3 separate regions of the Homo sapiens genome follow, and regions 1 and 2 are each linked to region 3. The links are chromatin loops, found by intact Hi-C in ENCODE. Cell type or tissue: chondrocyte. All regions are shown on one strand. Links, peaks and the distances in the headings refer to the core of each region. The heading gives the core; the rest is flanking DNA. Region 1 holds the start of MIR1243 (microRNA 1243). Region 2 has its middle 20 kb from the start of CAMK2D. Region 3 has its middle 38 kb from the start of MIR577.

Region 1 (5,000 bases), core at 1-5,000, 1.6 Mb before region 3:
TGTATTTTGAAATTAAGGAAAAGAATGTCAGTGATGTTTTAATGGCAATTTTTGAAAGTAGTCAAAAGACACTCCAGTATATATCGTCATGAATTTATGACTAATGACTAAAATAATTTAGAATTCTGCTTAGCACTAATCAAAATCCAGTTAAAAGACTGCTTTTGTACTTTTGAAGCACGTAAGATCTTTGGAAATGCATTACTGAATATTATTTGTGCTTTTAATGCTTCATCAACATTTAGGAGTACAAGCTTCCATTGTCAGTGTTTTAAAAGTCAGCTATGTAAAGCTGATAGAGTATACATATTAAATATATCCATTAGTCATTCTCAGGAAGTGGAATATGTACACACATCTGAATATTTGCTTAAATATAAAACAAGAGTAAGATGTTTAAGCTTCAATGTAGAATAAAATACTGATATTTGGGTTTTAGGTTAAAAAATATTAGTTGTGATTTTTGTCCCCCTTTTCCTCCATGCCTTTGATTCCTTCCCTCTGAAGACAGACAAAATCCTGACTTAGGCAGTATTTTTTAAAATACCAAGGGTCTCGGAAACCTAGGGTTTGATAAGTAAGAGGAACAGATCAAATTCTAAATCTCCTTTGTCCACATTGTCATTCTCCAGCTTGTTGTTCTTTTCAGTGGTGAGGTAAGAATATAACTCCTACTTAATGTTCCTGTTCCTTAGGTGAAACACTACCACCTTTTGTTCAAAAGTTAGATGCTGGGGTTGTTGCTGTTGTTGTTTTCTTCTTTTCTTCCTTTACTTTTTAGATTTTGATGGAGACGTGGTAGGAAGTCTGGGCTGGGAAATGAGGTGAAAAAGAAAAGCAATTAGTTTGTCTTTATACAAAATAAAACCTTCTAAAAAACCTTATTATCACAAAAAAGAGCTCTACAAATCTAGATAGTTGTTTTGAAGAAGAGAAGAGAATTGTGAAAAACATGTATAATTTGGGAGGGCTGGGCACAGTGGCTTATGCCTGTAATCCCAGCACTTTGGGATGCTGAGGCAGGCAGATCACCTGAGATCAGGAGTTTGAGACCAGCCTGGCCAACATAATGAAACCCTGTCTCTACTAAAAATACAAAACATTAGCTGGGTGTGGTAACACACGTCTGTGGTCTCAGCTACTTTGGAGGCTGAGGCACGAGAATCGCTTGAACCCAGGAGGCAGAGGTTGCAGTTAGCTGAGATTGTGCCACTGCACTCCAGCTTTGGTGATAGAACGAGATTCCATCTCAAAGCTAAACAACAACAACAACAACAATAACAACAACAAAAACATGTATAACTGGGAAAAAACTGAAAGAGAATGCAGGATCATAAAAATATAGCAAACAAAGTGAGTGGGATTTAAAATTAGTGGAATAAGAAATAATGGGTAACAATGAAGAACATAATTTAGGTAATAGTATAGTATCTTGGGAGCCCTCCTGGAAGTATCTAGTTATGGACAGTGAGCAGCAGAAACAGGATGTAACTCAATTCAGCATACTTGATGGTTGTGGTAACCCTAGAAAATGACTCCAGGAAATAGGTGAGAATCCAATCAGATTGAGAGGCTAATGTTCATGACAGGGGTGCCCTAGCAGACAGGCAAAGCTGAATAGAAATTCAGGAGGAGAGGAATTTTGGCTATTTAGTAAAATTATGAGCAGTTGGTCATAGGCAAATTTTATGAGTAGGTAGCCCTTCTGAAGTCTTAGGCATATAATTAACCTAGGTTGGAATTATAATTAGACATCAAAGTTTAAACTTTTTTATCTGAACCGAGATGCAAAAGTAAATTGGTTCTGTGTTCTGGAGAATTGTAAAAGAATTCCTTAATTCCTTAGCAAAATTTGGAAGTCAGTATCAAGTGGTGAGGATAGGAAAGTTGAAGAGACTGTGGACCAGGCAAGACCTTATCAGTTGATTTAGGAAGCAGCAGTGACAGAGGCCAGACAGGTAACAAGAGAAAAGAGAAGGTGGAAAGTAAGAGACAGTTTTAATTGCTACGATAGAAAGATGGGATTTTGAAAAGATTAGCTATATGGAATAAAATTAACCAAAAATTGATCCAAGATTATAAGAAACTATTTCAAGACTCATTAATTTTACTATTGCTGTCAAACACACATTAAATCATTTTCCACTTGGGTCAGCTATAGGCATGAAGGTTCATTTGTGAAACAATTTCTGTAGAGTATTATTCCATGATCTGACATGCTTCACAAACTGTGTTTGTACATCCAACTTAAAAGCTGAATAGTCTATGGTAATTCTGCCATCATGTTTGAAATTTTCTTACCTTAAACAAAAAACCTGATCATATTGTATTACTCAAATGTGTGTAAGACTAGATTTAACTTAATGTGTACTAGTGTACAGTGTGAGACTGCATAAACAAACTTTAAAGAAATTCGTTATACATATTTTGATTTAACCTACAATGAAGTTAAGAGAAATCCTTAACCCCATTAGAGATTTGGGAGAGGGATGTGGCAACTGCTAACTTATAAATATTTTGCTAATGCTTAAATTTTACTAGCTTTCTGTCAATTCCTATTTTTACTCAAAAAATTATATAGTATTTAAATTTATAATTTGTATTCAGTTATTCTAGCTTACTATTATATGGTATGGCTTGACGGAAAGGACATTGTCTTCTTCTCTTCTGCAAAGCAGAAAAATATCCACTAAACACAAAAATATACACAGCAAATGTTAAAGTAGCCCTCTAAACCTTATGAAGACTTTTAAATCCTCAAATAGTACTTCAGAGCAACTGGATTTAATATCTTTCATCCAGCAGAGGGCTACCAAACTCCATTAGTTTCTGTGAACACACATGACAAAAAAATTCAGATGGGTTATTTCAGTGGTTTTCAGATTGTTTTAAGCAGCAGATCCTTTTCTTAAGATAGAGTTTTACAGTGTGGAAGTGAGATACACTCTCTGCTTTAATTGGAGAAGGGCCTCCAAGCTGCCTCTCCAGAAGGCCCAGAGAGGTGTGGAGGATAATTGAAACCCTCCACTCTGATTTATCCAAAAATACACTCCCACATTTAAAGTCAGCTCTTTTTGGGATCAGTCGTAATCCTTAATGCTGACACCGCATGGAAAATATATAAGCAGAATGATGCCCAAGTTATAGAAGTTCCTCTTCCTGGATTTTGTCTTCAATTGTAACTGTAGTTCCTACCGTGTGGTTGTATGTGTTGTTAGTTTGTTTTTGTTTTGTTTTGTTTGGGAAAGGTGACATTTCATCTCCAATCTAATGAGTGAGAAAGATGCTTATTCTGACAAATTTTCTTCACAATATTTCATAGGTGTGCCAAGCTGACAGATTGGTTGACTCTGTACTCTTTTATTTTATTCCTGTAACTGGGCCAGTTTCTGCCCTTAACTAAAACTGGATCAATTATAGGAGTGAAATAAAGGTCCATCTCCTGCCTATTTATTACTTTGCTTTGGTAATAAATCTATTTTTAAAAGAACCTATTACAGAGACTTCCATTTGGAATTATGCATACTTGGTGTCAAATGGTGATTGTTCTTTGTTGTGTTTTTCCATTCGAAACAAAGCTTTTGTGAGGCGTCCCTTTATTCTGATTAAGGCCTGGTGTAAATCTTTGATAATGAAGCCCATTAACAAAAATGACTATAAATAGCTCTACTTCTATCAGGGATATTAAATACTTTCTCAAGCACACATGCTCACTGATTTTAAGACTCATTCCACAGTGTTCCAAGTTGCGTGTTAGATTTTTTTTTTCTTGAGACGAAGTTTTGCTCTGTTGCCCAGGTTGGAGTGCAGTAGCGTGATAACGGCTCACTGCAACCTCAGTCTCCCAGGTTTAAACGATTCTCCTGCCTCAGCCTCCCAAATAGCTGGGATTACAGGCACATGCCACCATGCCTGGCTAATTTTTGTATTTTTAGTAGAGATGGGGTTTTGCCATGTTGGCCATGCAGGTCTTGAACTCCTGACCTCAGGTGATCTACCCACTTTGGCCTCCCAAAGTGCTGGGATTATAGGCATGAGCCACCGCGCCCAGCCAGTGTTGGATTTTATCATTACCAAATAGTCATAAAGAGTGTGAGCTTATTAATGATGCTGACCATTCAAAGTGATCAGCAATCTCTTTGCACACACACTATCTCTGGGGATGAGTCTATCTATTTCCAGTCCATCCATCTTGTTTTGGTCTTGTAAATCTACTTTATTATCTTATGCTTTTATATTCATGTTTTGTTTCAGAACAATAATCATAGTAGTATCATTTATTGATCTGTTACCAGTGTTTTACATGTGCTATTTCACTTGGTTCTGTTAGGTAGATATTGTCTTCATTCATGTGAAATGAGATTGAAGCCCATAAAGGTGAAGTAATGCACCCAACATAGAACCCAAATTAGGATTCAAAAACCCAAATTTGATGCCCTCTACCACATAAAGAAGCTTTATTTCATAGCAGTAGCAAAACCATTATTTGATCAGTTAATAAAAAAGATGGTTAAAGTGGAGAAAAAACTGATATATGCGTAGTTTAAACATTTTATTTCAACTTGAAACACGTAAGTTGGACATTCGTTTACCAATGATCTGATGTCCAGTCAAGACCTTTTATTTAAGTATATTTTATTTAAGAAGTTTCCAGAATTTGGGGTTTAGCTTTGTGTTTTTAAAAATAAACAATACCTATTTGTAGGCATTGTCTCACTGGTTTGTTATCTGTTAAAGGCAGTCAGTAATTAAAGACACTTGCAAAACAATCTGATTGTAGAACTTCTAAATATTTTCGAAGCTTCCTCCCCAATCTTTTTGATTTGTTTCAGACATACCCATAATTCAATAGCAATATTGTAGAAATTCCTTTTTATTAAGTTCTTACAAAGCATGCATCGTAATTTTCATAAAGCAATAATTTTTGGAACTCATTTTTATTAGATAATCTAAGATTTATTTAAATTATGTAATTGCAATAGCAACTACAATAGGATCAA
Region 2 (5,531 bases), core at 262-5,261, 910 kb before region 3:
GGACTCAAGTGGTCCTCTCGCTTCAGCCTCCCAAGCTGCTGGGACTATAGGCACATGCCACACACTTGGCTAAGTTTTGCACTTTTTTGTAGAGAGAGATTTTACCATGTTGTCCAGGCTGGTCTCAAACTCTTGGGCTCAAGCAATTCTCCCGCCTTGGTCTCCCAGTGTGCTGGGATTACAGGCATGAGCCATTGCACCCAGTTCTAATTTTTATATTTCAGACTGCCCACCAACCACACAAATTTCCTAAGAGTTGATTATTTATGTTTATATTAGAATGAGAAATACAACAAGTAGAAATGATAAAAATGATCTAGATTTGGAGCAAGAGCTAGTTTCTAGGTTTTTTTCCTCCGTGTGTTTAAAATTATTTATAGGTTGGCTTTGCATTTCTAGGGGACTGGAGATCCATTTATTTTTCAATTAAAATATAAGGTATGATTGTTGAAATATTTGTTTTGTATGTTTTCCCCAGAATAATTTTAATCTTTCTTTTGAGGTTACCAAATTTAGCAAATAAAAATACAGGGCACCCCATTAAATCTGAATTTCAGATAAACAATAAATTATTTAGTATATGCCCATGTAATATTTGAGATACAATATACTTAAAATTATTGCATGGGACATATGGATGTTAAATAATTATTCACTGTCTGAAATCCAAATTTAACTTGGCATTCCTTATTTCATCTGGCATACTTACTTCCTTTTTATTATAGATTGAACCCTATGGATTTACTGTAGGAGACCAGAATATGCAGCCCCAAAGTGTGGATTTTTCACATTTTGCTGAAGACAATTAAGAAGAAGCAAATGCAGGAAAGCTTTCTGTCCTCCCTTTTTTTATTTTTAGTTTTTATTTGCTTAAAAGCGGTATATAGATTTATAAATACAAAAGGTTTGGACACTTATCATCTGAAATACCCAAGGGATCTACATTAGTAACCTTTACTGACTAGCCTTTATCCATCATTTATTTGCCTTTCCCCAAGTTGCTGACTATAGCGACTCAAAGTCTTTTTCCTTTGTCTTATTTCTCTAAAAAGTATACTGTTCTTTGTTGAAGATGCTATGTAAGCTGGGATTCAAAGCCACTCCTTTGAGAATTACTCATTCCCTGGGTGTCTCCTATGTATACGTGAAATATACATATTAATTTTTGTGTTGTTTTTCTTTTATCTGTCTTTCGGAACAGGGATCCTTTCCAATTAAGAATCTACGTGGCTTGTAGAAAAAAACCGCTACACCATGTTTACACATTTCTAGATCTAAATTTGGCAGAGAAATTAGGTCAAGGAAATAGACATATGTCCCTACATATAAAATTCATTAAAGCTTGACTTGGTGACTTTACAGTAAAATAGGATAAATTATTACCTGGTCTATATGAGTGAAATTCAGTCTATACATTTTCTTTCATCAAAAAAATAAGAGAAGAATAATATGTTTTATTTTCATAGTATTATATGTGTACTCAATCACACAATGCAGCAAGGATATTTTACAAATAAAATATAATTATCACATAATTTCATCAAAAACTAATTTAGTTTTTTAGAGATTAAAAAGTCAGATACCATTTCCATGCATTACTATTTTCATGTCTCTATTTTTTCTTTTTAATCCTAAATATTTGTAATAGCCTTACATTAACTACACAGAATCACTGCAGTTATTTATAGCTGGCCATTTTTTTGAATAAAACTAATTTTGTTTTTAGTTCTTGAAATGGAAGAAAAAGACGTGTTTCTGCAGTTTAAAAAATAGCACACTGTGAGTTAAATTAAAAACTTAAATCATAGAGTTTTGCAAAAGGGGTAACTATCTTATTAAGTCATATATAACTTGGAATAATTGTTATTTAAATGCACACAAAATGCATTTGATGTTAGATTTAATCAGGTAATTCCAGTAAGAATATGAATTTTGTAGGACATTAGAGAAATCTCTTAATTTTCCTTTATTACTCAAAAGTAATGACACCATGATTATTTTATGGATTTGATGAGCACCTATTCTGTTCTATGTAGTAAATTAGTCAAAATCTGTATTTTAATCTTGTTTCCTTCCTATAATTTCTATCAGGTAAATATTATAGCCTAGAGTTTTTAAAAACTGTTAGAAACTGGTGCTTAGAAATATTTATTAGTTCCTCTAAGTAACATATAAATAGTAAGTGGCCACCTCTGGTTCTGAAGCCAAAAAACTAAATTTATTGTATTTCTAAAATATTTTACTCACTTTCAAGTCAGGAAGAACTGATAATTTATCTTGGTTTTGGGATTTTTTTCTTATTCCCAATAAAAATAAATATTAAAATTTAATTAACATTGATATCCAACAACTTTTTTGTTGTAATGAATAATTTGGCTTGAGCTGTAGTACACTGAGAAGGGGACATGGATAATATCTAATCCTCTCTTGGTGGAAATGTTTTTGTAAGTTATACTAATTTTTCAATGTATTTGAAGAATACTGTCAGTCTTAGAGAATGAGCAAGATAATGTTGACCACTAGAGGGCTTGAAATTTGTGATCACCGTTAGTAATCTAGAAATACTGATGGACATTTCATTAAGGGCTTCTGGTAAATTTTGAAAAGAAATAGACACTTTGACTCCATGGATATTATATAAAGAACAAATGTTGTAGTTAAAATTAATTTTAATGTTTATGTTTATTGGAATGTTTACTTCTAAACAACTGTAGCATTAGGGTGGTTATTTTACAATTATTACTTGATAAATTTCCCAAAGCACCTTAGTGAAAGTGGAAGACAATATAATTAGGGTGAAGTACTAGAATGAACACGAGGGAGAGGCTCTTAGAATACCTACTCAGAAGAGAGGCCAACAGATGACTAGAAAAGACTCTCTGGAGATAAGAGAAAAGATGACAAAGAGGCAAAGAGAACCAACCAAAAAAAATTATTTTTTCCTTGAGTTAATTGGTAAATATTAGTAATGTGAAGCCAAGGGTAGAGAGACTGGGCTAAGTATTAATAATTATTGTAAAAGTGACATTTATTAGATGCTTACTACATGCCAGGACTCTGCTGACATTTACATGCATTAACTCATTGAAACATCAGAAAAACCTCATGATATTTATTATATTCTTATTATTTTACAAATAAGGAAACATCACATCTTCCCTTCATAGACCCTCATTCCTCCCCCTAAAAAAAAAAAAAAACCCAAAAACATTCAATGAGGGCTGTGGCAGACACAGTGCAGTTTTTCTAAAGCAGATGCAGTCTGTAGAGACTAAAGATTTGGAGCTTATTGAGTTTGAGATGTAGGACAAAGCAAAGGTACCTGGTGAGGATGCATTCTTTATAGGCTTTGGAAGAACTGAGTCAGTGCATTTAACAACATCTGAGAGTAAGAAGTTAAATGCCATTGAACAATATCTGATAGTTGGAAGATGGAAATTACATGTGGTCCAAAATCTTGTATGGGGGACAAGGGAAAGATAAAATGGTTAATGGATTACAATGTTAAATGACTAGGTATTTAAAGGCTTATCTAGGTCATAGATTCTTAAAGGCTATATACATGGGGAAATAAAGCAAAACACAACAGAAAGCAAACGCACGATGCACTAAATATGTGTTCTGTAACAATTTTTTGCTATAGCTAGTCATAAGGAAATCCTGTATTTTTGTTACTCCCTGAAGAGCTGAAAAGGAGGTAGAGGTCAAGTCATTGGCTTATGGAATGTTATCTTGAGAGAATTGTATATAAAAATGCACTTATGGTGGTTTTAAATGCAAGCACACTCAAGCTGAAACACACAATAATAGGTAACATACCTAGAGAAAAAAAATCTTTTAACGAGCAGGAAGTGACAGATGAAAGCATAGAATTAGCCATTGTCTTCAGCAAGATGTTGTTCACGCTGATTCCAATAAGCGTAATTATGTAACATTCTCCAGTAGTGTTCAACCACTTGAATGTAGGAACATATTAACAGTTAGTTGGATTTGACCAGTGTTTAGGTTTTGCCAGGGAAGAATAATTGAGGGAGAAAGAAAAAGGGGCATTAAGGACATTTGTTAGAAAGTAAAGCTGGGCACAATGGCTCATAATTGTAATCCCAACACTTTGGGAGGCCTAGGCAGGAGTATTGCTTCAGCCCAGGAGTTGAAGACCTGCCTAGGCAACACAGTGAGACCCCCATCTCCAGAAAAATAAGAAAATTAGCTGGGTGTGGTGGTGAGCACCTGTAGTCTAAAATATTCAGGAGGCTGAGGGGGGAGGAATGCTTGAGTCCAGAAAGGTGAGGTTACAGTGAGCTATGCTTATGCCTCTGCATTCCAGCCTGGGTGATAGAATGTGACTCAGTCTCTCTCTCTCTCTCTCAAAAAAAAAGTAGTTATATGATGGAAACATGAAAAACAAGCTGTACAAGTGACGTGAGGACACGAGGTAAGATGAATAAAGGAAAGTTATGGGGTTAATGAATTAGTGCTAGTAATGAACTGGTGAATTGCATGAGTAGAGTACTAGAGTAAGTAGGCTAGAAGAATAGGAAATGACAGAATGAGATGTTTAAAAGAGAAATTCAAAGATGGTACAGGGTGATGACAATGTCTAGATATGACACATGAGTGGGTCACGGAAGAGTGATAGAGGACAAGATTATTAGAGGTAAGGAAACAAAGGGATTGAGGTCAAGGTGTTGGGTCATCTAATTGGATTTTGAAGTAGATAGCCATGATGACAGAAAATATATAAATGAGTGAAGAGCAGTGACTCAGAGGTCCCTACGTTGCTTAACAAGAAGGGAATCCATAGTGGCAAAGAATGATAACGTGTGTTTCAAAAGACAGAGTTTTGAAGTGTGAAATAGGAGTGACAGTTTGGAAGTAGCAACAGGGAGCAGAGAGGACGCTACCTCAAGCTCTAAGCGTATGTAGTATGTAGCATATAAGAGGAAAATAATAGGCTGGGTGTGGTGGCTCACGCCTGTAATCCCAGCACTTTGGGAGGCCGAGGTGGGTGGATCACGAGGTCAGGAGTTCGAGACCAGCCTGGCCAACATGGTGAAACCCCGTCTCTACTAAAAATACAAAAAATTAGCCAGGCATGGTGACATGCACCTGTAATTCCCAGCTACTCGGGAGGCTGAGGCAGGAGAATCGCTTTAACCCAGGAGGCGGAGGTTGCAGTGAGCTGAGATGGCTCCACTGCATTCCAGCCTGGGCAACAGAGTGAAACTCCATCTCAGGGGGGAAAAAGAAGAAAAAATAAAGACATTTTCCACTTGAAGGGCTCTAGGGAAAGCAGGGTTTGCTGGAGTCAGGTTAATTTCAACAAGAATCTGAAGGAAATGTTCAATAAAAAGATTAAGGAAGTAGAGGAATTTTCTGATAACTGGAAACAAGCTTTGGTGGAAGGACTTGGATGACCAAGAATGTGGGAGATGTGATCAGATTGGTGACGCTGAAAGCAGGGTGGTGATAAATACCTGTGAAATTAGGTGAACTGGGAAGCTTGGATTTCTGAGGGTGATACAAGGGAG
Region 3 (5,531 bases), core at 309-5,308:
CTGTTTCAGTTTTGATTTCTGGCTGTGCCTCTGCTGCCTGACCTATAAATGGAGCAGGGCTCAGGGCTGGGCCCTCTTCTCTTGTCTGTCTTAATTTCCTCCCTGTATAATCTCACAGAGCCTCATGTTTTTGATTATTATATGTACATTAACATCCCAGATTTATATCTCTACCTCTCATCTATCTCTCGAGTTCCCAACTTAACTACTTGTCATCTCTTTTTTAAGTGTAATAAGGATTTCAAATTTAAAATACCATAACAGAATCCATAATTTCCCCCAAGATTTTTCCACGTTGTAAATGATACCAATATTTTTCCAGTTACTTAAACATCTCAACTGCTGTATTTTTCTCAGTCTTCACATACAATCAAATAATTAAGTCCTATTGGTTTTACCCCTATAAGTTTTCCTAAAACACTTCATCTCTTGCCACCTCCAGCCATGCTCATCTCTTGCCTGGCCTACTGCACAAAGCTCCTGGAGGATCTTCCACCTTCCATCCTTGGCTTTCTAATATTAAGTTTCTACTCAACAACCAAAGCCCTCTTCAAAAACCGTAAAACCTGTCGTTTCACTTCTCTCTCAAAAAGCTTGGGTTTTCTAAGCATCCCACCAAGGCCTACGGGTGTCTACCTGTTCTTGCCACTGTCTGTATTTTCAATCTGATATTCTACCACATTTGTCTTTACTCACTAAACTTCAGCCTTACTGCACCTTTTTTCTTTCTCAAATATGCTAAGCCAGTTTCCTTTGAGAGGTCTTTGCAGTGCATGTTCACTTTTCCTGGAATACTTTTTCTTCAGTTTTTCATGTGGATGCCCTTTCTTCTCCTTCAGGCCTCTGTCTAAATGCCTTTTGTTCAGAGAGGCCTTTCCTGATCAACCAATTTAAATTGGTCTTCTCCAGTGGTTTATGATCGGATCACCCTTTCTTAATAACTCTCACTATTATCTAAAATCATGTTACTTATGTATTTCTTTCTTTACTTGTTTTGTGTTTACTTCTCTCAATGAGAAGGCAATCTCCACGAAGGCAGAGATCTTTGAATGCTGAGTCCTCAGTGACCAGAGCAATGCCTGGCACATGGTACTTGGTAAGTAAATATTGTTGAATAAGTAAATGTTTAAGAAGGCATATTCCCAATAAAGTGTGAGAGCAAGCCAGGGCAATTCATATATCCTCTCTGTCGGTAAAACTGAATTTTATAGATATCCTTTCCTTAAATATAAGTTAACAATATAAAAGCATGACAATTTCTGCCATCCCCTACATTTTGTCAACATGGACTTGAATACTATAAAATATTTGGGTTATAAGGAATATGGAATATCATATGAAAGTTTCTAAGAAAGGTTTGTTAAAAACAGTAACTTATTTTCTCAATTTATCTCCGGTTGCTATGACTAGTTGGTCAATTGTCTTATTTTCTTCACTCCTGAATTGTTTATAATAATCTCTGCTTACCTGCAAGTATAAGCTGCAAAAATAAGATATGTCTCTACGTTAAAATTTGCCAATATATTACTATCATTAATATTACAAGTGGCATAGGTATTACTTGCAGAATTAGAGATTAGTACAGAAAAAGCCAAAGTCTCTCTTCTCATGATTACTGCCATGTGTTATTCATGCATTTATTCATTTCTTCAACAGATACATACAGAATATCTAATGTGTGCCAGGAAATATACCTGAAGATATGCAGTGAACTAAATATATACCATGCTCACTCTTTTCTGAATATCATACTAAAGTAAATTATTAGTATGATCGACCTATCAGAAATATCATAATTTTGAGTCGGCATTATATATGACAGCCTTGGAATATATGATTTCTTTTCTTTTTCTTGGAAGGATTGAGTTGGTGATTTAGTATATGAATTTAAATTTTCCATCCTGGTCATAGTCAATGTATTCTCCAAAACATAGAGATTATCTTTAAGTTGGGAAATTTGCAATAAAAACATTATTCAGGTCCTAGAAAACAAAGTATAATTAATGAGTGTTCAAAAAAAGAATAAAAATGCTTAATCAAAATGGTTCCAATTATATTACATTTTATCTTGAAAAAAAAGATACTACAAAGCACATTCAGGGAAAATATTTAATACCCAAAGTGATATTTGATAGCACATTATGAAGAAAAAGTCTACATTGAAGAGAATGTATTCATTATTTATTTTATTATGAATGTTTCCTTCCTGCTCTCTTTCAGTTTGGAAGTATGCCAATTCAGATGAACATCAACTTACTCTAAGCAATAAAAGTAGATTATTAGATTGGGTTTTTCAGATAAAATTATACATGTTGCATGAAAGTTTGCTTTTTAAAGGAATTCTACCATAAAACTATATGAAGCAAATTATTTCATTATTATTTCTTGTGGGAATAAATACAATGAATGAAAAGTATATATTAAAATTATTTAAGCTAATTAAACATGTAAACTCAATTATCAGATTCTCCATCTTGGGGCTGATAATAATAGTTACAAATGATATGAACAGTTTCAACTGCTAATGGTGTTATAATCCTCCCAACTGGTGAGTTATCTTAGAGTGAAAGAGGACAACTTGTACTTATTTTCCAATAAAAATGGCAGAGAAATTACATGCATGTATATTTCTGATAAATATATATATAAATTATAAAATTACTCTCACACTGGCAATGCCTATTAATTAGATCTATTGGGAGTTTTGAAATGATAAAGTAACTTCTCTATTAATATACATTTGGGTTATTTTTATGTATTTTTAAGATATTGCTGCATATGGAAACTCATTATTTAAACATTGAGGAATTAGATAGACTATTTTACTAAAATTATCGTTTCCTGATTATGCTGAGAAATACAATAATTTTTCTGGCAGAGGTCAAATGGCCAAAAGCTGGATGGCTGATGTTCTGATGAACAGATCTTTGATGACATCTAGTGGTGAAATGTAGATTTATTTATTCACTGTTCTCAAAGTTTTAAGATGTCAATGTTGTATATATCTTGAGAGACATTGAGATAAGTTGGAGATTGAATAAAATGGAGAAATTTGGTAATTTTTGTCTTCAGCAAAGATACCTTAAAATGGTTAAGAACAAAGGGGTAGGCAGAAAAGAGATAAACAACCTTTAGTAAACATTTTTACATTTTAATTCTGAGAAATTTGTGTAGAGAATAAAATTTAAAACTGTAGCTTATAATATAAATATATTTCTTCGTGCAATTATGTTTAGCTGATGTGAATATGCTCCATTTATGTGTATAAGCACCACACTTGTTCTGATTAGGTGAATTTCAGTAATATATGGACTTTTAAGAAAATTTAAAAGAAAGCCAAAAGACAACCTGTGTATATATTTTCCATTTATGATAATCTATCATTATTTATATTTTTAAATGACTGAATAGACATGTCCTTATACTTAGTAGCAGCAAATTTTGTTGACCTAGGCTTATTTTATATGTGTTTTAAGCAAAATAACATCACAAGCAATGAATTCTAATTTTTGCTAGGTTTTCAGGAGCAAAATTATTTATACTTTTAACAAATCAACTCAGACCTTTAATCAGCATGTTTCAGCAGCACAAACATGCTGGAGACTGTCAAATTTTGTCTTCAGACATATATATACTAGCAGAAATTGGGGCAAATTATTTGATATCATTAAGCCTGAAACTTATTTTCAGAATGAATATATTGGATTAAACCCCAGTCTCTCTTTGAATCCAAACATTCTTTGATTTTTATATGATCATCTATATGCTTTATTTACTCTTTGGAACAAAGTTCTACCAAGGAGTAGGGGGAAAGTGTCACAATTATATTTCTAAGACTCTGTTTACAAATTACAAGTGAAATTGGAATTTTGTTAATTATCCAGTTAATTTAATTAGTGTTTAAATTCAGACTCAATTTGTCATAGCCTAATTTACCTACATTATTGTGTCTATATTGACTAAATTAAATGTTTAGCCTGCACTTTGCTATGTTGACTTAGCCTGTAAACTGACAGAGAAATAAGAGAGTACATAACAATGTAAACTAGTATAGTTTCTCAGGGGAAATATGTTTTCTTTACACTAGATAAGCTCCGTTGTGTTAATCACACTGCAAATGAGCAATAAAATATTTGACATACATGATCAAAATGTTATAGTCAGTTATTTTTATTAATTCAAAAAATATTTACTGAGTACCGATTATGTGCTCAGCAAAAAATTTTATATTGATAAAATTTGTTTTGTGGTATCTTTTCCCTAGCAGTCTCCAGCACGTTTGTGCCACTGAAACATGCTGACTAAAGATCTGAGTTGATTTGTTAAAAGTATAGATAATTTTGCTCCTGCAAACCTAGCAAAGATCAGACTTCATTGTTTGTGATGTTATTTTGCTTAAAACACATATAAAATAAGCCTAGGTTAACAAAATTTGCTGCTAGTAATTATAAGGACATGTCTATTCAGTCATTTAAAAATATAAATAATGATAGATTATCATAAATGGAAAATATATACACAAGTTTTCTCTTGAATTTCATTTAAATATTCTTATATATTTCCAAATATATTTCCATATATTACTATGTGTATATATTTACTATATATTACTATATATGTTACCATATATTACTATATGTAATATATTTTCATATATTACTGAAATTCACCTAATCAGAACAAGTGTGGTGCTTATACACAGAAATGGAGCATAATCACATCAGCTAAACATAATTGTTGACTGTTTTGAAAACATGCTTTCAGGAATATCTTTGTGTTTGTTAATTCTGCAATATTCACATTGTTTTATTAAGATAGAGTCCTGAACTGAAATTGAATTGATGAAAGTATAAGAGTACTTTATAGCTTTCGGTAGGCATTGCCAAACTGCTTTCCAAAAAGACTTAATAGTTTACAATATCACTAGTACTTGTTTTTCTACCATGCATCATTATTACGAAGTAAACTTGTTTTTTCTTGTTTTGCTTGTTTGCTAAGTGAAGTCTGTATCTCATTTTGATTTGAATTTTCATTTCTTTAATAGAAAAAGATATCTGTCTGTACTTTCTGTTGCTATTTAAAATTTGTCTTCAGAATGTATATAAACTTTGAAAATTTTGGCAGATATATCTCCTACTGTATTATTTGCCTTTTACTGTTTTTGCATGGTAGTTTAATTTTTTTCTTATCTGTCTTTTCTTTTATGAGTTCTCCCCTTGTTTTCAAATGTACAAAGGCACCTCTGTCTCTTCCAGGATATTGAAAATATTTGGGTCTAGTTTCTTTTAGTTGTATGCTATTTCATTTTTAAAGCTTTACCTTTTAATCCACTTACATTTACTTGTGTTTGATGTAAAATATTTACCTGAATTAATTTGCTCCCAAATTTTAAATAATTGTCCCAGTACTGCTTATTATATAATGCTTTCTTCACTCTATCATGGTGATATTTTCTTTGTCACATAAAGTTTTATGTTCAGCAGGACCCTTATCTTGTTTAGGGCGACATTTTTCTTCTTGCTTAGGTTTTA

What was found. Peaks named below come from ENCODE experiments on the same cell type or tissue, not always from the same donor. Only the 100,000 strongest peaks of a DNase experiment are listed, where the experiment ranks them.
Region 1: a loop joins it to region 3, with 4 times the contacts of the local background. A loop is called at or near these places in 2 of 110 quality-filtered maps.
Region 2: it touches region 3 in a loop (4-fold over the local background); 3 of 110 quality-filtered maps call a loop at or near these places.

What each region holds. Positions count from the first base shown.
Region 1 is chr4:113,103,464-113,108,463 of GRCh38, forward strand. The region is part of intron 1 of ANK2 (ankyrin 2); the gene reads left to right. MIR1243 (microRNA 1243) reads left to right here and starts at 3,400; the gene lies at 3,400-3,492. In chondrocyte, for the core only: CTCF peaks have their summits at 2,801 (motif pointing right) and 3,017; no DNase peak of the experiment used is centred there.
Region 2 is chr4:113,779,126-113,784,656 of GRCh38, forward strand. No RefSeq gene overlaps it. Among named protein-coding and RNA genes, the nearest start is that of CAMK2D, 20 kb to the left of the region's middle. In chondrocyte, for the core only: CTCF peaks have their summits at 2,520 (motif pointing right) and 2,720; no DNase peak of the experiment used is centred there.
Region 3 is chr4:114,692,049-114,697,579 of GRCh38, forward strand. No RefSeq gene overlaps it. Among named protein-coding and RNA genes, the nearest start is that of MIR577, 38 kb to the left of the region's middle. In chondrocyte, for the core only: CTCF peaks have their summits at 2,933 (motif pointing left) and 3,153; no DNase peak of the experiment used is centred there.